6 separate regions of the Homo sapiens genome follow, and regions 2, 3, 4, 5 and 6 are each linked to region 1. Evidence: chromatin loops called from intact Hi-C (ENCODE). Cell type or tissue: PC-9. All regions are shown on one strand. Region 1 overlaps LINC01512 (long intergenic non-protein coding RNA 1512). Region 2 has its middle 4.5 kb from the start of SCIRT. Region 3 overlaps LOC105375070 (a long non-coding RNA gene). Region 4 overlaps SCIRT (stem cell inhibitory RNA transcript). Region 5 overlaps SCIRT (stem cell inhibitory RNA transcript). Region 6 overlaps LOC105375070 (a long non-coding RNA gene).

Region 1 (4,000 bases):
GGAAGGCACAGAAGAGCTGCCTGGAGAAGGGGTTCTGGGAGGAGGGGATACTAATACTAAAGCAAGGTTCCTAGGCTGCATCTTTTAGTTTTTTCTTTTTGTTTTGTTTTTTGTTGTTGTTTTTTGTTTTTCGTTTTTTTGAGACGGAGTTTTGCTCATGTTGCCCTCCATGTGCAATGGCGCGATCTCGGCTCACTGCAACCTCCACCTCCCGGGTTCAAGCGATTCTCCTGCCTCAGCCTCCTGAGTAGCTGGGATTGCAGGAGCCCACCACCACACTCGGCTAGTTTTTGTATTTTTAGTAGAGACGTGGTTTCACCATGTTGGTCAGGCTGGTCTCAAACTCCTGATCTCAAGTGATCCACCAGCCTTGGCCTCCCAAAGTGCTGGGATTACAGGTGTGAGCCACCGTGCCCGGCCCCTAAGACTGAACCTAAGTTGGCCAGGTGAACAAGGGGAAGGGCAGTCCGGGCAATGGGAACAGCTCGCTCAAAGGTGTGGAGGTATGAAATAGCCTGGGGTTTGCTGGAAAGGACCAATGATTCAGGGTAGCTTGGGCTGCAAGTAGAAGGAAGTGGCTGGAGAAAAAAGCACGGCCCAGGCTTGGGGAGCCTGTGGAGCCTACTAGGCCCTGGGACTTTTGGACAGGGGTGCCTTTGATGGGGTTCAAGCAGGGGAAGAGTGTGATCAGCCACAATTTTTAGCAAGGTCCTGTGGCTGCAAAGGAGCAAAGAGATCTGAGGGGCCAAGACTGGAGGTCTCTACAGTAGTCCAAGGGAGTAATGCTGGGGTCTGAGCGAAGGCAGTGCTAGTCGGGATTCCCTCCCGATCGCCTCTGCCTCTCCTTGCTTGTTGAGAATACCTACTTCTCTCCATCAGTTTGGTCCAGTCCCTCAGTCAACAGAATGTAGGTGTGAGGAGGTGGTGATGGGGATGAAAGTGAGGCCCAGAGAGAAGATTTGGGGGCCCCAGAGCAGCTGAGGGCCACAGTTCAAAAGGCAGCTGCAATATCTCTCCACTAGAGCCAGGTCTTACCCAAAGAAAGCTTCCTACAAGGCAATTGCCTCAGTTCTGTGCTTTTCCTTTCAAGAGAGAACTGAGTTCATTGAACTTAAGGGCAAATCTATATCCTTGTCCTTTCTTTGCAGAGATAATAAAGTTAATGGGATTATTTCCTGTGTACAAGAATAGGGCTGCTAAGAAAACATTGTCAAGTAAATGCTGTTTGCAAAGGCTAAACTGAAAGGCCAAATCTTCCACCAGGAGGAAGTAAAGGGTGTGTCTACACGGGCTCACGGGGAGCAGTGCCACCAGTGACTTGATTTGCCTGAGACTGACTTCCCCTCTGCTTCACCGGGCTCTGATTCATGCAGATGGCTAGAGGGCAGGGTTGCCAGGCCCATTTCCCTGGTCTCCAAGGTACCAGGTGAGCTGGCTAGTTGGTTAGTCTTTGGAAAAACAGAGTTCACCTTAGACTAAGAGAAGGCCCCAGCTGAACTTTAAAGATTGTCTGGATAACTTTCCTCCTTGTAAATGGAGAAACTGAGGATGCGGAGGGGGAGCTGGTCTCAGGTCACATGACCAGTTGTAGCAAGGCCTGGTGGGGAAGTAGAGACACAGAGATGGAAAATAACTTGCCTGGGTCATATAGCCAGCAGTTGGGTTGTAGGGGGGAAGCTGAGGCCCAGAGAGGAGAAATGGCTTGCCAGGCTCCTACAGCCTCCCAGTGGCAAAGTTTGGGATGGAACCAGGTCTTCAACTCCTAGGAGACAGCTTGCTCTGTCATCAGCCCAAGCTCCCATCCTCCCCTACTACAGAGACGGCTCAGGGAATCACTCAGGTGTATTCCTGTTTGCCGAGTCTCAATCATCCCTGACTGTGTCGCCACACCTCGAGCCCAGCAACCCTTTTAGATCTTATCAGTCCAGCCCCTATGAGGGCTCCTCACGTGGACCATCCTCAAACAGCATCCGTGTGCACAGGTGCACCAGGTGGGTGGAGCTGAGGGACATTCCAGCAGAGGGTAGACAATGGCTGGGTTAAGAGGGCTATCTTCTTTTCACACCTCCTGATTTCCTTGAGTTTGTAAATCATTATCCCAGGCTACACAAAGCAGGTATTGAGTAGGCCTTGTTGCTGTCCCTAGACACAGTAGACAGAGGCCACTCCGAGTGGCTCCTAGTGGCGGGGGGCAGCTCCCGGGCCCTCTGTCCCCCTTCCCGGCACTGGGATTGGGTTACCCCATCTAATCCCTGCTCCTCCATCCACCCTCTTTGTGGCCATTGTAATTTATAATCGAGAGGCATGATGCAACCTGCTAATTACATTGCTTGATTTTGAACACATCCCGGCTTCTCTGACTCAGGCGGCAGAGGGAGGAGGGAGCAGCAGGCGCTGCTTTGTGGCTTATCAGGCTTGGGTTATTCCACTCACACCCTCTCATGCCTCCCCCCAACCCTCAGCCTTTGTTAACCAGGGCTTGCATCACCTCCTGCTTTCCATTTCCCCGGAATTTTTTTAACGGCTTTTTTTTTATGAGCTGCTCTGTCTTGTTAGCTAATGAATGATTGTGGAGCAGTGATGGGGATCGCTTTGTGCCTCTATTAAATGTTACATGATTGCAATTATGAGTTAACAAGGGACAGCTAATAAAAAAAATAATCTATTTTGAGGCCTGGGGCAGACATGAGACTCGCTGCCTGGTTCCCAAGCTGAATAAATCAGAGCCCCAAGGACCACAGGCTGGACGAGGAATCGACCGAGGAAAGGATGGACGTTTGCAGGTCCCCGGGAAGCGCGGCAGGCTGGAGGGCAACAGCTTCATCCCCAGGCCTCTTTTGAAGCCTTCCCACCTATGTGGAGTGTTTTAGGCTCCCAGAGGCAGGTGTCTGGACTATCACAGTTGCTTCTTATCAGCCCTTCCTGTGTCCACCATTGCCCTGCAACCCCTTCTCCACATCACAGTGGAGTGATCTTTTAAAGATAGAGCTGGTCAGGCCGGGCACGGTGGCTCACGCCTGTAATCCCAGCACTTTGGGAGACCGAGGCAGGTGGATCACCTGAGGTCGGGAGTCGAGACCAGCCTGACCAACATGGAGAAACCCCATCTGTACTAAAAATACAAAATGAGCCGGGTGTGGTGGCGCACGCCTTTAATCCCAGCTACTCAGGAAGCTGAGGCAGAAGAATCACTTGAACCCAGGAGGTGGAGGTTGTGGTGAGCCGAGATCGTGCCACTGCACTCTAGCCTGGGCAACAGAGTGAGACTCCATCTCAAAAAAAAAAAAAAAGAAGATAGAGCTGGTCATGCCACTATCCTGCTCAAACTCCCTCAGTGGCAGCCCAAGATCTCCCTTCAGCACTGGCTCCTCATTTCAACTTCATGCTTTCAATTAGCCTATTCCCACATCCTCACTGTCCTCACCAAAACTAGTTCAGAATGGGGTTAGGCCCTGGAAAACAAGTGACCCCAAGAATCAGGCAGATGAGGGCCTGAGCAGTAGAATGGTGATGAGCTGAGTGTGGAGGGCCTGCAGCTGTTGTCCCTTTCCTCAGACTTACTCAGCAGTGCCCAGGACCATCACACCCAGAAATGGAGTGACGCTGACCTCTTCGTCACTGATCCAAGGAGGCAAAAGACAGGCACCTGGCTTGGGATCTTCCCTGAAGGGTTGCTGTTGTGTGTCCCAAGGCTTTGCAGGTGCTGGGTATACAGGAGGTGCTTAATAGATACACAGGCCGGACGCAGTGGCTCACGCCTATAATCCCAGCACTTTGGGAGGCTGAGGCAGGCAGATCTCTTGAGCCCAGGAGTTCGAGACCAGCCTGGGCAGCACGGCAAAACCTCATCTCTACAAAAAATTAGCCAGGCATGGTGGTGCGAGCCTGTAGTCCCAGCTACTCGAGACGCTGAGGTGGGAGGATCACTTGGGCTACGGGAGGCAGAGGTTGCAGTAAGTCGAGATGGTGCCACTGCACTCCAGCCTGGGCGACAGAGCAA
Region 2 (4,000 bases), 150 kb before region 1:
TGTCCCCTTTGTTACATTCCACAGTGGAAAGCGATCCCTCTCTCAAGGCCTGAGGATTACAGTCAGGAGAAAAGCCTGGGTCGCCCTGGGAACACTCACGTAGCCTTTTCCCACCGGTGCCCTCCTCCTCCTGACAAAGGCTGGGGTAGGGGGATGATCCTGATGCACCCCAGCCTGAGGGAGCAGTAGGGTCTCTGGGGTTGGGGGGCTGGTCAGCCTTTCCCTCCCTCCCTGGGGTTCAGCAACCCCAGGGAGGGAGTGAACTGTGTTGAGAAGCCCCCAGTGGGCCCTCTCAGGATGCAATTGGGGCCTAGGTCCTGGGTTTCCATGTGCCTGGGCTCCCCCTGCCCCCTCACTTCTGCCCTGAACCCTCCCGCAGGCTGCAGTGCCACTCCCCATCCCTACTAAGCTGGGGATTTCCGCAGGCTGAGCCAACCGCCTGACCCTAATTATGGCGCCTTCATCCTGTTGAGGTTAAGCTCCCTATGACTTTCTCTCCCCCCACCCCAGAGGCCAGGCTGGGGGTCAGAGACTCAAGAGTCTCAAGCCTACTGTGCCCCCTCTGGAAAGGGTTGATGGGCCTGTGTCCCCTTGGGTGGTTGGGAGGCAGCTTCTTGTGGGTCTGGGTAGACAAGCTAAGATAGTTTCTCTGGGCCGGGTGCGGTGGCTCACGCCTGTAATCCCAGCACTTTGGAAGGCTGAGGCAGGCGGATCATGAGGTCAAGAGATTGAGACCATCCTGGCTAACACGGTGAGACCCCGCCTCTACTAAAAAAAAACAAAAAAAATTAGCCACGTGTGGTGGCAGGCACCTGTAGTCTCAGCTACTCAGGAGGCTGAGGGAGGAGAATGGCGTGAACCCGGGAGGCGGAGCTTGCAGTGAGCTGAGATTGCGCTACTGCACTCCAGCCTGGGCAACAGAGCGAGACTCCGTCTCAAAAAAAAAAAAAAGTTTATCTGGAGAGCCCTTAGGACAGAGGGGAGCCCTGGGGAGCTGACCTCTAGAGGGCTGGGAAGTCTGAAGATGGGGAACTCCTAGAGGACCCATTCTCAACCCTGGCTGCCTATAGAATCACCTAGAAATATTTTCTTAAAATTACCTTTGTCTTAGCCAACCCCTACCAATTTTGATTTCCTTAGTCAGGGCTGGGCAAACATGGGTATTTGAAAAATCCTCCCAGTGATTCCCATGTACAGCCAATCTGAGAATCCTGCTCTGTCCTCCGCCCCATGATGCCATCGAGGAGGCTGAGGCTCAGTGAGCAGAGGCCCTTGATGGAGGCCACCCCACTAGTTGGGGCAAGGTCGGGTCAGAATCTGAGGCTTCTAACCCCATGGCAGGCTCCTTCCTATAGGCCTCTTCTGTCCCCCAGGGGCTGGTCTGGTGTCCCACTGAGTGTCACCTGTATTCATTTCACCATTTGGGCACTGAGGAGCTGTGTGACCCTTGGCAAGTTGCTTAACCTTGGTTTCTTCTTTGTGATAATGGGCTCCAGTGATAAGAATTGGACAAAATGATGCCTGCAAAGTGTTCAGTGGCACTTGAGGGAAGAGTAGCCACTGTCCTGCTTTTTGCCTGGGGCAGGCCTGGTGCTGCAGGATCTGGGCAGAGGCCTCCTTGATCGTCCCCACCCATCAGGCAAGTGAAGCCCTTAGAGGTGGAACTTCGGAGGGTGGAGTCCCCGGGGAGTGGCCACCCCTGAGGCTCCCCAGGGCCCTGACAGGGAGTTGGGAGGTGTAGGGAAAGTGTGAAGAATGGCTTCCTTGCACACTCGACTTCATGCACTTCCAGGTGGCGGTGACAATGGTCAGGATTCTGCAGTTATATGAATGGCCACCAGGAGTCACCCTCAGCTCATGCTTGAAGTGAAGGCAGCACAGAAAAAGGGAAAGGAGCTGTAAGGGAGAAAAGGAGGAGGACACCCCACCACAGAGTGGATGAGCCTGGAGGGGACCCAAGGCTGCCAGAGTGGCTGCTTCATTTCTGCAGGAAGGTGCAGGACAGAACTCAGACTGGTGGGCACCGTGCCAGCAGGCAGAGGAGGGAGCAAAGGCTCATTTGTCTGCCTTCGGAATTCTCCTTCCCATGCTGATGTCAAATCACAATTCAACAGATTCTTCATGGGGCACCTGCTGCACACAGAGGGACAGGAATCTTACTGAACACCTAGTATATGCCAGAGCCTACACACACAGTGGGCTACTCAACATTCACAACAACTCTGTACAGTAAGTACAAATATTGGTCCCAAGATACAGATTGGGAAACTGAGGCTTATACCAGTTATGTGTTGTGCCCAAGGTCACCAAGCTGGATGAGGACTGACGCCTGTCTGGAGCCTAAATTCTTTCTCCTACACCAGATTGACTTCCAGAGAGTTCTAGGATACAAAGCTGGCAACAGACTTTCTGCCACGTAGAGGGATATGGCAGGTGACAACCCTGTCTGGCTCTGCTAATCAGGATCCAGTAAGAAGCTCAAGACAGGTGGCCACTCTGCTGGTAGGCAGAGGAGGGAGCTGTGCTCCCTGGGGTGGGTAGAAGTAAGGTTTGTGTGGGTGCTGGGTGTTGGACACGGGCAGGCTGCAGACATAGCAGCAATGAGGGGAGACTCTCTCAACCTGCCCATGTCCTCCTCTGAGCAATCTCCCCGCCCCAGAATTATTTCAGTTTCCTCATCTGTCAGTTCTAGGGGTGGACTTCATTCATTCAATACTGTGTCCCTGACCTCTGCTCCCTGCCAGGCTCTGAACTAGTCATGTGTCAGGCTGGATACTTAGATGGACAAGACAAGCCATCCCCTGCCCACAGCTGCCCCACCTGAAGTCTAGGCCAGTGACCTCCGAAGTTTTTTTGATCATGTGCCCTTAGCAATAAAAAAGATTGTTGAGTACGCACCCGTCAGATGAGTATGTTTTTATATAGTTTACCTTGTAAAACACACTCACACTAAATGAAAAAAGGATTCGATGAAAAATAAATAGGCATTCTAAAACTTTCTTCCAGTACCCCTGAACCACGCACACATATGGCACTTGGAACCCAACTGCTCCAGGAGCTGGGAGGGTAGGGTCAGTCCAGCCATACTCAGGACGGATGTGTGGTCAGTGTTCCAGAACATCCTTGCCCACCCCTTTATGCCCTAGCAAAGGAAGGGAGAAACTTCAGATACAGCAGGTGGGAGTGTGGGCAGATGGGAAGCGTAAGCAGGTTTATGTCTGAGGAGGCAGACAAGAGGCAGGTTTTTATTTTAGACTGTGATGTTGAAAATTTTGTGATCACTTTTTACACTGTCCCAGGACATACAGAACCAAGACATAGTGTCCCAAGTAGTATCTAATTTCATATACTTTAGGTAGTTCTATTCCATTTCCAAAGGTTTAGAATACCGCCCCACCTCAACCCCCAGGAAACTGGGGAGCACTCCCTCCACTACACACACTTGGGACACGAAGGACAGACCCTGGTTGGGGAGGCACTTAGGTGTCCCTTCCTTAGGGGCTTTATCTCTCACTTCCCCTCCTGGGTTGGAGGCTCCTGTGACCCCCTCGCCTGGGCAGGTCCCCATGCAGGGTAGAGCACTTGGAGGCCTCTGTAAACATGGGTTACAGGAGAGAGGGGGCAAGAGGCCACAGCTGGGGTACATAAGGAAACCCCTCTGTGGGCCCCCTTACTCAGAGAAGTCTCAGGAGAAACCCTTTCCCCCACCCCCAGTCCTGGCACCAAGCTGGAGAAAGACAAAATGGCTTGTGAAGGCATCTGTCTGCCCTCCAGGGTGGCTGCCAGGGGGGCAGCCATGATGGCTGGCCTGGTGTGGGTGCCTTTGTGTGCCATGACTGGGTGTCTGTTTCTGCAGTCACTAGGCGCTTGTTCTGTGGGGTGAGGGGTGTGGGGGTGGGGGCACGGCCTATGGCAGGGCACGTACGTGAGGCTGGGCACGAAAAGCCTCACCCACCTCCTGCCAGGTACAACCAGCTGCTGGGGCCAACTGCCGACCGCC
Region 3 (4,000 bases), 120 kb after region 1:
TACACCCAGCACCCAGCCCAGAGCCCAAGGTACTGACCCACAGAAGGCACTGGCCTCGTAAAGGCAACTGGGTGGTGGCATCCACGGAGAGAGCACAGGGGTGGGAATCAGGACTATTAGGTTCTAGACCCTGCTCCGCCCTGGGTCACTGTGGGGCCTCTGGTGTGTCTCAGCCAATCTCTGATCCCGGTGTCTACACGCAGGCAACGGGCCCTCTCACTGCCAGCTAGTCCTGTGGCTTTGCAGCCCTCGGTAGCAGTGATGGAACAGGGGGTGCTGATGCAGGGGATAGCCACTACTGTCCCTCCTCCTTGTGAACCAGGACCACAAACAGGTCACAGGCACATCTTGGACTAACCAAGATGAGCAAAGCTCTCTTAAACAGCTTACACCAAATAAGTGATTAAGAATCTTTCAAGGGCCTCAAGTGCCAGCGCCTCTGGGAAGCCTTCTCTGACTGTCCCAACCTTTGGCTCCAGTGCTGAGGAACTGCTCTGGTAAATATCTCATCTCCCTGATTGGTTTGTGACCTCTTTGAGGTAAAGGAACTGTATCATCTTCAACACAGAGAGCCAGAGCAAGCACGGTCCCAATATTTTCTGAGTGAATAGATGCATTGACATCAATGGTGTTTAAATATCAGCTCTGCACACAGAAGGAAGCCCCAGGTCTGAGTGATGATGTGCAGGTTTGGCCAAGGATGGGCCCAAGTTCTTTCACAGCTGGGTGACCTCAAGAAACAATCTGACCTCCCTGGCTCTCCTTTGGCCCAGATCCCATAAGCTGGTCAGTTAGTGACCATTGATCAGGAGTCTGCTGTCTGCAGGGCCCTGGGGAGGTTGTCAGAGGGCCACATGGCTCAGTTGTTTTTGGTTCCTTATGAAAAACTCTGAGAAAAACAGCATGAAGAAATCAGGACAGATTAGGCAGACCAAAGATGGGAATAAGATGCAAAGAATAGGCTGGAAGTAACCCCAGGAGACCTCCTAGGGGAGGTGAGTTCTGAAATAGAAACCCAGGACATCCATCCCACTCATTCATTAATTCATTCAGTCATCCATCCATTGAAGCAGCAGACATTATTAGAAGCCAGGCCCTGAGAATGTAAATGAACACAGCCCTTCCCTCAAGTTGTTGACAGTCTCGCTGGGCAGCCAGCATCTAAACTCAGGTGACCACACAGTCTGAGATATGACCTAATAGATACAGACCACATGCCAGAAAATAGAAGAGTGGAAAGCCTCTCAGGAGGGTTTATCTTGAAGGAACCCCCCACCAAAATCTGCTCAGCTGATCTGAGCTTTTACGGGAGCAGGAAATGCAGGTAATGAAAGAAGGGGCGAAAGAACCTTTGTAAAGCAACAGTTACCTGGCAGGTAAACAAGGTTAATGGAGACCTGTTGTTTTTCCAGGTTCTTGGTGACCTCACCTTTGACCAACAATTTCCTGGCACTAGCTCAGGCTGCCAAGGGGGGAAGAGGGGGAGGAAGAAGAGGGTAAACAGCAGGTGAGGCCAAAGGTGGCCCTAGAAGGCAAGGGACACATTCCAAAATGTCTCCCCAGCCTGAGGCCTGCAGCAGAGCCCAAAGTCCAATAGGGAACCCACACCCGCATTCCAGTCATCAAAAACACCATAAATACTGGATTACCCACCAGAAAGGATGCTTTCCGCTGCCTAGGAATGCCTCCCTTTCCCCAAGCTGAGGCCCAGTTCCCCACCTCCCCAAGTGTCCCCTTGTCCAGGAGGCCTTCTAGATCAGCTGGAAGGAGCTGAGGATTTCCACTTGGGCATGACCTGTTCCTCCTACCACCTCTTCCTCTTCTGCAATATCATTAACAACCAACCTTTAGGGGAAACTCCCTCTCTTCACTTCATTCCCTTCAGCCCAGACTGGCCAGTGGGAGAGCCCCAGAGCCATGTGGTGCTGCAATCCTGCTGGGCACTCAAAGAAGAAGCCCTGAAATTTCTCAGCCAGCAGCCAGGTTCCCGGCTCACTCTGCCACTCACAGGCTGCATGACCCTGGGTGAGTCACCAGACCTCAGTGTTGTCACCTGAAAAACAGGGATGCTGATGAGAAACACAGTCACATGGCTTTTGAAAGGAGCAAAGGAGATAATGTACAAAGTAAAATTAGGCATTATTATTCTAAATGCTGGATGTTACCAGAGATCACCCAAACTTCTAATTTTACTGATGAGGAAACTAAGGTCCAGAAAAGACATTTTAAAATAAAAGGATTTGGGTCCTCTCTCCTCTTCCTTCTCCTCCTCCTATGACTTATCTTCTTAGTTCAGCCTGGCCTTCTAAATACAGGTTTCTAAACTTTGTAAGGCAGAAATCCCTTGGAGAATCTGATAAAAGATAAGGACTTTCTTTCCCCAAAGGACATTCATTCACATACCCCCAAGACTGTGCAGGTAATTTCAGAGGGCTCGTGTGTTCCAGGCTGGGGCTCTGCTCTATGGCAGAGCAGAAAAAGAGAGGCTGTCCGTTCTTGGGTCAAGTCTCCCACAGCCACAGCCACAGCCCCAGGAAAGCAGGAAATAACAAGGGGCCAAGCCTGAACTTCAGGGATCAAACCTCACCCTGAGAGTCCCCCAAAGCCCAGTCCTCAAGGCCCTGGGAAGAAAGTCCCATTTAATCCCCCTCCAAACTCCTCACTACCCTCTCCCTTACCCCCACCCATCCTCTCTCAATCCACCTAAAACCCCCACCCACCCACAGCTCTTCTTTTGAACTGGTTAATTCTGTTCTGGTCTTTGAAAGTCAAACAGAATCTTAGAGACCATCTGTACAAACCTCTTTATCTTTACAGATGAGAACTATAAACAACGAAAGGCATACTGACTTGCCTGAAGTCACCCAGATAATCAGGACAAGAGCCAGGCTACATTCACCAACTCAGTCCCATGGGTGTGCGCTGAGGACCTACTGTGCGTCCTGGGCCCAGCTGGGAGGGGTGGGGCTGCCAAGAATTGATGAGCTGCAACAAGATTGGCAAAGCAAGTCTGAAATCCTTGGAATGAGAGTGCAAACAAGGTTACCAAGCTCCTGATTGTGTAAGAGAGGTTGCACAATCTCTAGAAGTTCAGCAAAGGCAGGGTTAGAGCATTCATTCATTCATTCATTCACTTATTCATTCGCTTAACAAATATTTATTGAACCCTAAGCACTAGTCATGGGGCCAACAGTCTCGACAATCACCCAGGCAAGGTTCCTGCTCCCCTGAAATCCTAGAGAGAGAAAGTCAATCTGTAAACAAATAAATTTTAGCTAGAGATAAATACCATGAAGAAAATTAAAAGAGTGGAATGCAAGCAACTTGGGGATGCCATTTATATTGCAAGGGAGGAGGGGAGAGGTGTTCAAGGAAAGCCTCTTGGAGGAGGTGACATATGAACAGAATCCTGAAAGGTGAGGGGGAGGTATCCATGCAAAGATGTGGAGGCAGCATGTTCCTGAAGGAGGGAACAGCAAGTACGAAGTCCCTAAGCGGACACAACACTGATATGTTCAAGGAAGGAGAGATTATTGTGTGCAGAGGGTGAGAGGGGCCTGCAAGGAGGCTGAAGAGATGGTCAGGAGGCAGACAAGGCCGGGCCTTGTGGACAGGCGATGAAGGCAGGCTTTATTTTGTGTGCAGGGAGGGTTTAAGCACAGAGGTAGCATGATCCTTCCTGTGGCATTAAAGTGGTTTCTGGCTGCTGGGAGGAAAAAGAATTGGAGAAGCTGGAGAGGAATGGAGAAGCCATGGAGCTGAAGCCAGATGGTAGAAAGAGGGGAACAAGGACAGAAGTATTTTTGAAGCAGAGCAGGCCCCGGGATTGCTGATGGCTTTGATCACCCGAAGGGATGGTCAGATTATGAATGCGTCTTTGGGCTTGAGCAGCTGTGGGGATGGAGGTGCCGTTCACAGGTATAAGAAAGTAACAGGCTTATGAGGAGAACGAACTCTTGCAATTTGTATATCAGGGAAAAAAGCTCGATATCCTTTGCTC
Region 4 (4,000 bases), 120 kb before region 1:
TATGTGAATGTTTGTGTGTGAGTGTGTATGAGGACTGCCCACTCTGCTCCTCCCCTTTCCTCCCGCTCCCCAGCCATTCTGACTGCGCAGTGGGTGCTCTGACCTTTCATTTGGACCAAGGACCACATGACCGGCATTTCTCAGGACAGCCCTCATTCAAACAGTTCACTCCCCCTTCCCCAACCAGTGCCGTTTATTTTTCCAACCCACACAGCCTCATATTCAGGGTGGAAAATGCAGTCACCCATCTCTGGGATCCTCCTCTTCTCTTTGAGCTCGGGAAGAGTGGGACTGGAGGCCTGGAGGGGCCATGGCAGGTTCCAGGAGAAATGGACCCTACTTCTGGGGCTCTAGTAGGGAGCTGGGAGCTGGGGGAGGGGGGGTTGTGGGGACAGGCTTCTTTGTTCCCAGACCCAGGCCTGGCCTGGATTTTTCTGGAGGGGACAGTGGGAGGGAGCCCTGGCTCACAGGGAGAACTGGGATTTGGTTATTAAACCAAGTTGCAAGTTCAGTCTGCTTTCCAGCCAACTTTTCTTCCCACCTCACTTTCTCCTCCAGATAATAGAAATACCCTGGAGGGGTTCCTTTTCTCCCTGGCAAGCTGAGGGAGGCAGGGGCCCTGCCATTGGCCACTCCCTGGGCCTGGGCCAACTCCCCACCCCCGCAACAAGGGGTGCAATTACATCAGCTGCTCTCTCTCAGGCTCTGGCTGTTGCTGGGGGAGGTCCTTGCCCTACTCTGATGCTGGCCTCCTGACTTTTGACTTTCTCTGACCCCTTCCAGGCCTTGAAATCATGGCAGCAGCAAGACCCAACTGGGGCAGCATCATGTCTGGGTTTGAATCCCGGTTCAGCCACTTTCCAGCTGTGTGATGTGGGGCAAGTCAGGTAACCTCCTTGGGCCTCAGTTTCCCTATCTGCAACTGGGGATGACAATAGTGCTCTCTTCCTAGGTTTGTTCTGGGTAATCACTGAATTAATATTTGTTAGGTATTTGTGTTTTACCTTGCACTATGTACGTGTTGGTTAAATAAATACATCATTTCCCTAATGATGGCCAGCTAAGGAATAGGTGGATGGGGTGGGTCACTGACCCACTAACCCCTGGCTTCATGCTTCAGCACTTACTCATTCCCTGGCACTTAGCTCTTATCCCTGCATAGACCCAGGAAGTCTGTGACTTTTTGCTCTCTTTCTCAGGGTTTAAATTCCACCCCTACTATTTACCCTCTGTGGCACTTTGTCTCCTGGGGCAGGGATATCACAGCAGAACACAGAGGCCAGCTCAGGAGAAAGTCTCCCATCCTGACTTGTCTCTCCTCCACTTGTGCCACAGCAGCCACCCCCAGGGAGGCCTGAAGGGAGGTGCCCCAAGTGGCAGGTCTCTTCCCAGTGCCTTAGGTCTTTGCTGTTCTGGAGAGGAAGTGGCAGCTTTGCCTGCTGGGCTAGGGACTTAGGTTTTGGTTTGAGCATGGAAAAGACTCATTCACAGAAACTCCCCTGCCTTCCTGAGGCAATGATCCTGATCCACTAACCAGCTGCTCTCGCTGGGGCTGGGGGAGTGCAGGGGGCTTTGCTCGCCTTGAAGGGCTGGTGGAAGGATTCCTCCCCAGCTTCTCCCTTTTCCCCAGGCTCAGATCCCACCAGGACTGCAACCCTTAGCCCTGTCTGGTCTCCCCTGCAACCCTTGAGGCCACCCTGGAGGCTCAGCCATCCATTCACCCCAGGTGGGTCCCACACTGCCTTAGCTGCCTCTTCCTGGCCCTGTGGCAGCCTGCCTCCTCTCCCCTCCCTCCTCTGGTTGCTCTCATTGTGGGTCTGGAAACTGAGGTAGCCTTGTCGCTGGGGCCTGGCTTCTCGATGCCCAGAGTCCTCCAGCTCTATTCTGCTCTCAAATATGGAGCAAGCACCCACACTGTGCTCTCCAGTGCCTGGCTCTGATGGAAAGGGCCAGTTGGCCCTGGTCACCAGGGAGCCTCTTGACCAGAGTGCAGCCCTCAAAGAAAAGCCAAAGGTCCATGAGATGTCTTCCTTCCCTCCCCTCCCCTCCCCTCCCCTCCCCTCCCCTCCCCTCTGCTCCCTCCCAGAAATGTTCATTGGGCCCTGCCTTTGTAGCAGGTGTGGGCTGGGCCCTGACCATAGAAGAAGACTTCCTTGCCTTGAAGTTCAGAGGGAACCTGGTTGCAGGCCCCAGGCAAGGCTTTCCTTTCTTTGAGTTCCACAGCTCTGCTCACTGAGGGGTTCCAAGGCAGAGGCTGAGTCTCCACCATCAGATCGTGGGCTCCCTGAGGGTAGGGCATGTGGTTTCTGCCCCTCAGAATCTTCTGCATTCATTGATTCACAGTTCATTCATTTACAGCACTCAGGAATGCTTCTGTGGGCCAGGTTGTGCCGGGCCTTTGTGAGCTGATCTGTTTCAGCAGGTGCCATCTAAACTGGTTTCTGGTGGATGAGAAGAAGCTAGTTCTGGGAAGAGTGTTCCAGGCAGACAGAACAACACGTGCAAAGCCAGGAGCCTGAGAGCTATTGGGGTAGGCTGAGGCAGGAAGGGGCTTTGAAGATACAGTGACTCACAGGAAAGCAGGGGCCTGTCTGGGGAGCTGAGGAGAAAGAAGTCCTTGAGAATGGTTGAAGATTTTACTTCTGTGGCAGGAGAGAAAACCTAGGAGAGTGTCAAGTATCATTGCCCAAAGGAAGACAGGAATTCAGCATTCTGCGGAATCCCTGACTCATCGCTGGGGGTGGAGGGAGGTGGGAGAAGACTCGGCTGCCTGTGCTTCATTTCTAGCCTTCCAGGAGGACGTCAGCAACCTCCTTGCAGATTCCTTCCTCCTCTGCCCCCTCAACCTCCCTGCCCTTGCAGGGAATGAATCCCGGAGCTCTAGCTGTCATCGAGTTCTCCCTGTTGTCTAATCCTAGTCTCTCCTGCTGCATTCTTGCGTGTCCTTGGAGATTAACCACAATTTGGGGCCTGCAGTGTCTTTTCCCAGTGCCTGGCAAAGGCACTCCCTAGCCTTAACCTGTCCCCACTACTGTCCTGGGCCACAGAGGCTGGGTCCAGGGCATGGGGGTAGTTTCCAGGAGACAGTTTGATCCTCAAACTGCAGGCCAAGCCTCCATCTTGATCTCCAGGATTGCTTGAGGTCTTAAATCCCACTGGAGAGGTCTAGAGAAGCCAGGAGAAGCCGAGGCTCTCTGTTCCTGTCTCTTTCTTACCATGACTCTTATTTCTCTTTTCCCTGTCTCTCTCCCCATCTCTTTCTCTCTTCCACTCTCTCTCCACAGATCCCACCCCACCCCAACCCCCACCCCCGACATCTTTTTCTGGTTCGGTCTTCCCCTCCCTCCTTCTTGCTCTCCTTTTCTTTCAGTCCCTTGCCCTCCCTACCTGTAGGACTCAGTCTCCATTCCCATCCCTAGCCCTCTTTCTCTCTGATGGCCCCTGGCAGTGCTCGGGAATGAGAATGAGGAGGTGGACTTGTGGGGCTGCAGGTGGCCTGGCAAGTGGCATTGTGCAAGATAGCTCTCTTCCTTGTTAGGGTCTGAGGGGATTTGGAGGGCCGGCCCTAGTCAGCAGCCTGGCTTTCATTCCAGGCCTGTTGGAGGAATTCATAATAAAGGGCCTGGCACTGAAGTCCTGGGTGGCTTTAATTTTCTGGAAGAGAGGCAATCCAGTTGCTTCCCTAAGGGGGAAACCCTGTGTACCCAGCTGAGGGAAGGTGAAGAGCATGTAGTAGTTAGGGTTTAAGCCTCCCCTGCAAAGTGTCCACCTCCAAACTGTTGGTGGGACTGAAGACAATATTTTGTCATGGAGAGGGGACTGGTTGAGAGGCAAGAAACAAAGGAGGAAGGAGACCAGACCCTTCTCTGGCCAGTCAGTAGCTTCCCTGGGTACCTGAGCCAGACTGGGTATGCCTGCCCTCTTTATGGGCATCTGAAGGAGGCAGGAGATGAAAATCTCCGAGTATGCAGAGGAAATGAGCTCCTAGAGAAGAGGCGAG
Region 5 (4,000 bases), 130 kb before region 1:
AGGCACAGAGAAGGGTTTTGTCTGGGCTGACAACGGATTTAATGCTACACTGATTCTCTGTTTAGTTTTGGTTTGGTTTTTGAATCACTTCACGCTGGCCCTGAGTGAGGCGATAAGGCCCATTCCCAAAGCACAGGTGGGAAAACTGAGAGTCCGACTTGGGCAGTGAGTCAGGTAGGCCATCCTGTTCTGCTATCCCCACACCCCTAGCCTGGCTCTCTGTCATCTGAAGTGTTTTCCCAGGGTATTTCCTCCTTCTAGGTATTTCTCCTCATCTCATGCATTTACCTGGGCTCTTCCCTCCTTTCCATCCATCTATCTATCCATCCATCCATCCATCCATCCATCCATCCATCCATCCATCCATCCTCCTGGAGCCAAGTCCTCCCAACAGGGTTCCTCCTGACCTCACAGGGCAAGTAGGAGGAAGTGCTCCTGGATGGGGACATCACACCCCTGGTAACTCTTCTCTTCTAGACACCTCATCCATCCTACTCTGCCCAGCCACACATGAGTCGAGATTATTTCACCAGAGGAGAAGCTTGTATCAGTTAAATTTTGGTTTACACAAGATAAATAGTGAATTTTTTGCTCATGTAAAATATTTCTGGGATGTGGTCAGAGACTCCTTCTATCTTTCTGACCTGCTAGGTGTGGTTTCCATTTCCAGGGTCACCTCATTGCCCAAGATGGCTGCTGGAGCCCCAGCCAGCAGGAAGGAAGAAGAAAGCCTGAAGAAGGACATGCCCCTTCCCTTCAAGGAAGCTTCCTAGAAGTCACACTTATATTCCATTGGCCAGAACTCAGTCATCTAGCCATACCTAGCTGCAAGGGAAGCTAGGTAGTCTAGTCTTTATTCCATGGGGGTCTGGCTAAAAGTTGGGAAATAAACGAGGAATGGATATTAGGAGACAGGATCTGCCACAAAGCCTCTTTGTTCCTTTTAGATTGCAACTGCCAGAGGGTAAGTGGGGCCTTCCCAACGCCCTGCCTCAAGCAATCCTGGTTCTCTCCCTTCTCTGAGGTCTCAGTTCTTCCCTGATACTCAGTAGTTACTGCCTGGAGCTGCTAAAGGCAGCAGCACAATGCCACATCCGGCTGCCGTTGGCTGTTGTCCACCGTCTGCAGATCCAGGCCAGTGCACTCACTTATCTCACAACAGCTCAACAGGCAGCTAGTCTTAGTCCCATTTTATAGTTGAGAAATTGAGGCCTAAAGAGGTTAAGTAACTTGCCCAAGAGCACGCAGCTGGGCTCTGAGCCCAGTTCCTGTGTGTTTCTTTCTTTCCTGTTGAGCCTTCCCTGTAGGGGTGGATGCCCTGGGCCTTCTCAGGGTCTGACAAGAGGAACTGGAATGGTCTGAGCCCTAGGAGGGGCCTGTCTGGGAGGAGAGGGCAGGCAGGGGCGTGACCTGGGTCCTCAGGTGTCTCCTCAGCACTTACTCAGTGCCATGGTCAGCGAACGCGTCTGAACAGAGTCTACTGACGGGCTTGGGGATTTCTGCTGGCGCCAGCAACTGGCCACTGCAGCCACATCCTCAGACGCCACTTTCCCCAGAATAAGTGTCCTAGACCCAGCAGTGAGGAAGGACAGGGATAGGGCAGCTTTTGTCACTTCCCTTTCTTTCCTCCAGCCCTCCCCAGGGAGGCGGGGGAGAGGGGGACTGTTTACTCTGCTTTCACCCGGGGGAGGCAGCAGCAGGGGACTCAGCACCTACCCCAGGTGGGCTGCTTGGAGGGGAAGGTGGGGAGAATGTGACCAGCGCTGAGGGGAAGAGGCCAGACGCTGGGCTTCTCTGGAAGACCAGGGCCATGTGGGCCATCCCCCTGCCTCCGGGCAGGACTGTCCGTGCTTGCTGCCGAACATGAGTGTGAGGTCATTGCTCTGGTCTCAGGGGTGGGGGGAGGTGCTCTGAGCGTAAGTACGGTCACCGCCTCTACTTGTGGTTAGTAATGTTACTGTAATATCTACTCCACGATCTCTGGCCAAGAGGAAAGGCTCAGGAGTTGTGAGTCACAGCTGGCTGTCGACAGTGGGGCAGGTCATGCGCAGCTTGAATGGGGGTGTGCTGGGGATGGCCCTGAGACCCAGACGTAACCTCTGTCCTCAGGAGTTCCTGCCAGAAACAGATGATGAACTGGAAGAACAGATGTGAGGCTGAAAGTCCCCAGTCCATGTCCTCCTCCACCAGGAAGTCTTCCTTGATGAACTGCCTTGGGATTGCTCTGGGATTGACCTTGAATTCCTAGCTGTGGCAAGATGGGCTTCTTTTTACTTTGCCATCCTGCCAAATCTGAGCACTGAGCACCTACAGGTTGTGTGCTAGGGGCAAGGGCATGAATAGGAATGTGGTGCTTTCATTCAAATCATTCATTCAGTCATCAAATATGCCAGGTGCTCAAGATACACGGGTGAAGCCATGGACTCAGCTACTCTTATAGAGCCTGGAAAAGGAGAGTCTTAAAGCAAGTAGTCACACCAAAAAGAATTACAAACTGTAATGTGTGCCAAGAGGGAAAATTACATGGGGCTCTGGGAGAATATCCTAGGGACTTAGTTTAGATGGGGGTGTGGCCTGATATTTAAGCTCAGTTCCTGTCTTGCTCTAACAAAGTCCCAGCCTAGCTGGGGACACACACGCACGCGCGCGCACACACACACGCAGAAATGTCTGGGAAAAGATGATGTTTAACTGACAGTTCACTGTATCTTCTTGGTCCGTCCTAATGTTCCTGAACTGGAAGCTCCCTGCATGCCTGGATCATGTCATGTTTGCATGATCAAGGTCCTGCCACCAGGCCTCTGGTACAGGTGGTGCCTAGGAAATATGAGTTCTTTGCATGCCATTAGGAATTATCTGTCCACCACCAAATTAACTGCTCTAAGAGTGCCAGGGTGGAGGATTGGAGCTGTGTGGTCATCCAGGAAGGCTCTGAGGATGAGGAGGGCAGTGATTTGAGTCTGGAAGGACTGAGATCAGGATGAAAGGGATGACAGAAGAGTGTTAGCCCTGTTTGGAGACAATGAGGAGACTGGGAGGTTGATGTTCTGGAAGGGAGTGGCTACGTCTCTGCCCTCAGACTGGCAGATCCCAGACAGCAGGAAGTGTCTCCTCCTTCAGACTGTGAGCTCCCTCAACTCTATGGGACCTGGCTTCTTGTAGACTGAGGCATTATTTGGGTGTGGGTGGACGTGGGAGTTGATAGTGGGTCTTCTATCCCCCCCCAACAGCCCTTGGGCCTCTGGGGAGAAGTCTGTGGACTGGCCCAGAGCCAAGGGACTCCTCTCTCCCTCTCCTCCCTAACATCTCCAGGAAGCAGGGTCCAGAGCCTCAGAGCTTCCGGTCACCTGAATGTGATTAGTGGGAGGCCTCTCCCTCTGGGATCGAGCCCTTGGTTGTGGCCTGAGGTCCCCAGCATGGCCCAGCCTGGAATTCATCTCCCAGCCCCAGTGCCCTTCTCCCTTTTCCCTTCCTCAGCCCAGCTCTGGTTGGGCCCAGGCAAGGCAGGAACTAGGGATGGTCCGGGGGGCTTCCTGGGGCTGTGCCACTCCTGATAGGCAGTGATTCCCCTGGAAGCCCCTCCCTTGCCGCCTGTGAAGGCTCTGCAGGGAGACAGCTCACCAACACGGTGGCATGCTGCCCACCAATGGGGGCCGTGCCAAGTGTGATGTGATGTATGCTGATCCCTCTCCACTCCTCACTGAGGACCAAGCGTCTGCTGCCCCCGCAGCACAGAGTGCCTGGGGCGGCTGTCCAATCACATCCATGGGGGTTTGGGGGAGATGTAGGAGTGGACAGAGGGTCTTCCTCGTGCTGCAGGCAGCAGGGCCAGTCTGAAAGAACCTCCCCCACCCCCAGAACTGGTCTTCCGCCCCCAGTTGATGGAGCCCCTGGGTACTGTCCAGGGTATCAGTCCCTCCGCATTTCACTTGTATCCCTCAATGGACAGAGGAGGTAGGCCCCATTGACCCTCTTGCTCCTCTCACCCACCGTGCTTTGG
Region 6 (4,000 bases), 53 kb after region 1:
CCCACCACCCTCCCCAGCGCCTGCTTACCCGAAGGCTCCATGGGAGGCTGGGCCTCATAGGAAGCAAGCACTGGGCATACTTCAGGGCTGGGTTAGCAGCGCCAGATGCTACAGACAGGGAGAAGAATCTTCAGGGGGATACCTGGGACCCCAGGAATGCAGGGGGGCAGGCACTGGAAAGATGGGGGGGGATCGGCTGCCCCAGCCAGACAACTGGCCATCCAGGTGGCATCAGCCAGTACATGGTTTCCTGCAGCTGGACCATAACTCTGAGTGTGGAGGCCACACACTCAGCCCTTGAAGGAGACCCACTTCGCTGTGTGGGTGAGCGGTGGCTGTGCACGCACCTGTCCAGTAGTGCACCCCCTGAAGGTAGCAGCCTTGGGCAACTCATGGCTGGTTCCCACCATGCCTGTCATCGATCCATGACAGAATCACTGCTTAGGGCAGGGGGACCTACTGAATGAACACATAGCAGCATGGGGGGCAGAGGTGGGAGCCGTAGGCAGGGGCTGCTCATACCAGGAGAGGTGCCTGGACAGAGGGGGTGGCTGGCCCTCAGAAGTGGGGCTGGGAGACCAAAATCGGGGCAGCCTTCATGGCCAGAAGGCACAGGCCTCCTTCCCTTTGAGCTAGAGATCAGGCCGGCACCCAGCTCACACACCAACCTCTGCTGGAGCTCTGTGAGGTCTGGCCGGGGCCTACAGGACTACTGCGTGAAATTTTCACAACTTAAGCCCTTGGGCTCATGAGTCTGGGGATTTCCTATGGGCAGAAATTGAGCTTTCCCCATCAGACTCCCTAAGGGCAGGGTGGGTCTCCCCACAGCCATCCCCTTCCCCATACCCACAGGTACAGCCAGTCTGGAAGTGGAAGCCCAGCACAGACACCCTGGGAACATCTGGGACTCACCTCACTCTCCCATCTTGGCTTGTGCCACCACGTGACCTCATCCTGCTCAAGGCAGATTCCACGGTGGGGAACTTAGAAAGGCATGTTCTCATTCCCCACAGCAACCTTGACAGGTTGGTAGGGCAACCCATTACCAGGTAAAAGATGGTGAAACTGATCCAGGGATGGAAGCCACACAGCATGCAAGAGGCACCTCCCCCAGGCTGGCCACGGGCTCCCTGCAGCCTAGCCAGCCTAGAGACATGCCCAGCTCCTCTCTAACTCCTGTGGCCCTCAGCTGGTCACAGCCCTCAGGCCTCTCCTAGGCAACCAAGCAGACATAAATGCACTAAGGAATGAGCTCCCCAAGGCCACCAAGAGGTGTCTGGAGCATTTGGAGCACTTGCTTGTCAGAGCACTGGACAGGGAGTCAAGACTCCTAGGCAGGCTTTGCAGCAACTCATTGTGCGACCTATGGAAAGTCATTTCCTCTCTCTCTCTCTCTCTCTGGCTCTCACTTTCCCTAGCAAATGCTCCTTGTGGGAGAAACATTTTTAACCCCAGGACCTGGCTCACAACAGGCCTCAGTATTTCAACTAAATAGATGGAAGAGTGAGTCAATGCGGGGATGCAGCAGGGCTGGACCAAGCCCCTTCTGGGCCTATCACTTAAAAGCTTCTAGGCTGATGTCCCCCAGGAAAGGCACATGTTCCCAGTTGCCCCAGAGCCATCCCTTGTCTCTAGAATAGCCATGGCCTGTCCACAGCCAGGAGGGCCAGTCCTGCAGGCACTGCAGCCACCAGCACCTGCCTGAGACTAGGGTTTCTTTCTCAGCCCTCCACCCTCCCTGGGGCTTGTTTCCCATCATTACCTCTGCCAGTCATTCCTGAGGGTCACATGCTTGCGAGGGAGCACAGTGGGCTATGGGCCTCCCTGCTGTCCCCTCCTTCTTCATTGTTCCTGGGCACTGTTGACTTTACAGGAGCAGCTGGAAACCCATGATGAGGGCGGGCTGATGTTGGGCCCAGGACTGGTGGGGCCAGTTTCTCAGATGAAACTTCAATGCAGGTAAAAGGCAAACAGATAAACAGGAGGCCAAAGGGCACCTCTGCCCAGGGGCATGGGCATGGAATGTGGGCAGTGGGGACAGTGCCCAACTGAGCCCCAAGACATCAGGGGGCTTAAACACATTTTAAACCTCTAGTCCCCCTGAACCAGCTTAGATCTCCTCAGTCTTTGTGGGTTCAGTTTATTCCACTTTGAATATGTGGTCCCAGTGCAATAGGCTCCTATGGGTCAGAAATTACTGAGAGCTGTCATTGAGTGAGCATCAAGAGTGCCAGGGACTGTGCTTATGTCTCATGTAAGCATGGTAAAAATACCACCAGGTAAGGATTATTACTAACCTTGTTTTCCAGATGAGAAAACAGAGACTCAGAGAGGTTAAGTAACTTGCCCAAGGCACACAGCCAGAGAGTGGCAGGGTGGGAGCTGAAGACTTTCCATCTAGTCCTTCTCTCCTGGCCCCTGCTACAACCCTATCCAAGCCCCCACCATCTCTCACCTGGGCTGCTGCAGGGTATCCTTGCTGGCCTCCTGTGTTCACCCTCACCTCGTTCCCTACAGTGAATTCACACAGCAACCAGAGAGAGCCTGTTAAAGTGTAAGTCAGATCAGGTCCTTCCTCCACTCACTTCATTTGTGGATGTACTATGACCACACGATCTGCTCCCCTGTTACCTCCCTGACCTCAGCTCCTCCACTCGCCCCTTCATTCTGCTCCAAACATACTGGCTTCGCTCCTTGTTCCTTTAACACGAGCATCGACTTACCTGCCTCAGAGCCTTTGCGCTTACTGCTCCTGCCGCCTGAAAACTCTTCCCCATATATCCACTCTGTTGGCTCTATCAGGGCTCTGCTCAAATGTCACCTTTTCAGAAAGGCCTGCCCTGCCCTTCTTGGGTAAAGTAGCCTGCTATCTCCTGTCTACGCTCCATCCCCTTCCCCTGCTTTATATTTCTTCAGAAGCAAATATGGCCACTGACTAGTGTATTTGAATGTTACCTGATCTACCAGAATGCAATCTCCACGAAGGCAAGGTTTTTCACCTGTTTTATTCATTGCTGTAACCACAGACCCTAAAGTGGTGCCTGGTACATGGTAGGTACTCAGTAAATAGTTGTCGAACACATGAATTAAAGAATGAACGACACTAGAACTGCCCCTCTTATGCACTCTACTCTTTCCAGCCTCTGTGCTCTCTGTCCCCAAATTTTCCTCGTGGGTGCAGACAAGTCTGCCTCCTTCTGCAGATTAGGGACCCCTCAGGGTGAGGGCTGACTTTAGCTCCTGTTTATTCCACTACCCACCGTGTCCCCACCCAGCATCCCTTTGCCTAGCAGCTCCAAGCATTGCCCTAAGCACATAGAGGGTGATCCAGAAAAGTCTATGGAAGCATAAGGCTTTCCATTCCTGACTTATTTCCCCTCTGTGAGTCTGCCACCCACTGAGGAGGGGAATTGATCCTAGAACTGCTGGGTGATCATCCAGCGATGACTGGGTAAGCCTCATCTCTATGCCAGGCACTGCACTGGGCACTGGCAGACCCTGGTATGAAATGGGTGCTTGACAAAACTGTGCTGCCTTATCCAAGTGAATGAGGTCCACTGACCCAAGATGGACTGTTGGATACCTAGACTCCTGGCTGGCCCTCCACTAGGCAGCCCACCCTGCCAGCTCTCCCACATGGCAGCGCAAGCCTCTACTTCCATTCTCTGCTCTGGCCTGCCATGGCACGCTGAGTCTGCCCCCTCCCCAGCTCCTCTTGGGGGGTGGGGCCTGCCTGCTCTCTGCTCAGATTCTATCCCAGCCTGGGTCCTGAGAGAAGCACATGGACCCTCTGAACCTTGGTTTCCTGATCTGTAAAATGGGAGCCCAGGATAAGTCTTGCTTCCCTTTAAACAAACTCAGATTTCTACAAAGACGCCCTCAGGGAACTCTCTCTCCCCACTTTACAAAGGGATTCATCACAGATCTTTTTAAATAGCCAGTAATTTGACCTCATGACTTAGAATATAGGATGCAATTTACAAAATAAATTTCTGATAGA

The links. A loop is a pair of places that touch in the nucleus more often than their neighbours do. Peaks named below come from ENCODE experiments on the same cell type or tissue, not always from the same donor. Only the 100,000 strongest peaks of a DNase experiment are listed, where the experiment ranks them.
Region 2: a loop joins it to region 1, with 9 times the contacts of the local background. A loop is called at or near these places in 10 of 110 quality-filtered maps.
Region 3: it touches region 1 in a loop (4-fold over the local background); 3 of 110 quality-filtered maps call a loop at or near these places.
Region 4: it touches region 1 in a loop (8-fold over the local background); 2 of 110 quality-filtered maps call a loop at or near these places.
Region 5: it touches region 1 in a loop (3-fold over the local background); 3 of 110 quality-filtered maps call a loop at or near these places.
Region 6: a loop joins it to region 1, with 5 times the contacts of the local background. A loop is called at or near these places in 3 of 110 quality-filtered maps.

What each region holds. Positions count from the first base shown.
Region 1 is chr6:43,925,252-43,929,251 of GRCh38, reverse strand. The region is part of intron 1 of LINC01512 (long intergenic non-protein coding RNA 1512); the gene reads right to left. Among named protein-coding and RNA genes, the nearest start is that of LINC01512, 36 kb to the right of the region's middle. RefSeq lists an enhancer at 2,965-3,698. In PC-9, CTCF peaks have their summits at 1,437 and 1,638; DNase peaks (open chromatin) are centred at 1,331, 1,911 and 2,401; H3K4me3 peaks cover 338 bases; H3K27ac peaks cover 3,699 bases.
Region 2 is chr6:44,077,177-44,081,176 of GRCh38, reverse strand. No RefSeq gene overlaps it. Among named protein-coding and RNA genes, the nearest start is that of SCIRT, 4.5 kb to the right of the region's middle. In PC-9, CTCF peaks have their summits at 1,643 and 1,845 (motif pointing right); a DNase peak (open chromatin) is centred at 1,836; H3K4me3 peaks cover 1,387 bases; H3K27ac peaks cover 2,083 bases.
Region 3 is chr6:43,802,204-43,806,203 of GRCh38, reverse strand. The region is part of intron 1 of LOC105375070 (a long non-coding RNA gene); the gene reads right to left. Among named protein-coding and RNA genes, the nearest start is that of VEGFA, 34 kb to the right of the region's middle. In PC-9, no CTCF peak of the experiment used is centred here; DNase peaks (open chromatin) are centred at 1,503, 1,973 and 3,043; H3K4me3 peaks cover 686 bases; H3K27ac peaks cover 2,358 bases.
Region 4 is chr6:44,040,469-44,044,468 of GRCh38, reverse strand. The region is part of intron 1 of SCIRT (stem cell inhibitory RNA transcript); the gene reads left to right. Among named protein-coding and RNA genes, the nearest start is that of SCIRT, 32 kb to the left of the region's middle. RefSeq lists enhancers at 543-837, 1,682-2,430. In PC-9, CTCF peaks have their summits at 2,220 and 2,423; DNase peaks (open chromatin) are centred at 688, 1,188 and 2,708; H3K4me3 peaks cover 1,662 bases; H3K27ac peaks cover 4,000 bases.
Region 5 is chr6:44,056,663-44,060,662 of GRCh38, reverse strand. All of the region lies in intron 1 of SCIRT (stem cell inhibitory RNA transcript), which reads left to right. Among named protein-coding and RNA genes, the nearest start is that of SCIRT, 16 kb to the left of the region's middle. RefSeq lists a silencer at 1,550-1,619 and an enhancer at 1,920-2,099. In PC-9, no CTCF peak of the experiment used is centred here; DNase peaks (open chromatin) are centred at 1,332 and 1,952; H3K4me3 peaks cover 561 bases; H3K27ac peaks cover 3,732 bases.
Region 6 is chr6:43,872,324-43,876,323 of GRCh38, reverse strand. All of the region lies in intron 2 of LOC105375070 (a long non-coding RNA gene), which reads right to left. Among named protein-coding and RNA genes, the nearest start is that of LINC01512, 17 kb to the left of the region's middle. In PC-9, no CTCF peak of the experiment used is centred here; a DNase peak (open chromatin) is centred at 1,853; H3K27ac peaks cover 2,483 bases.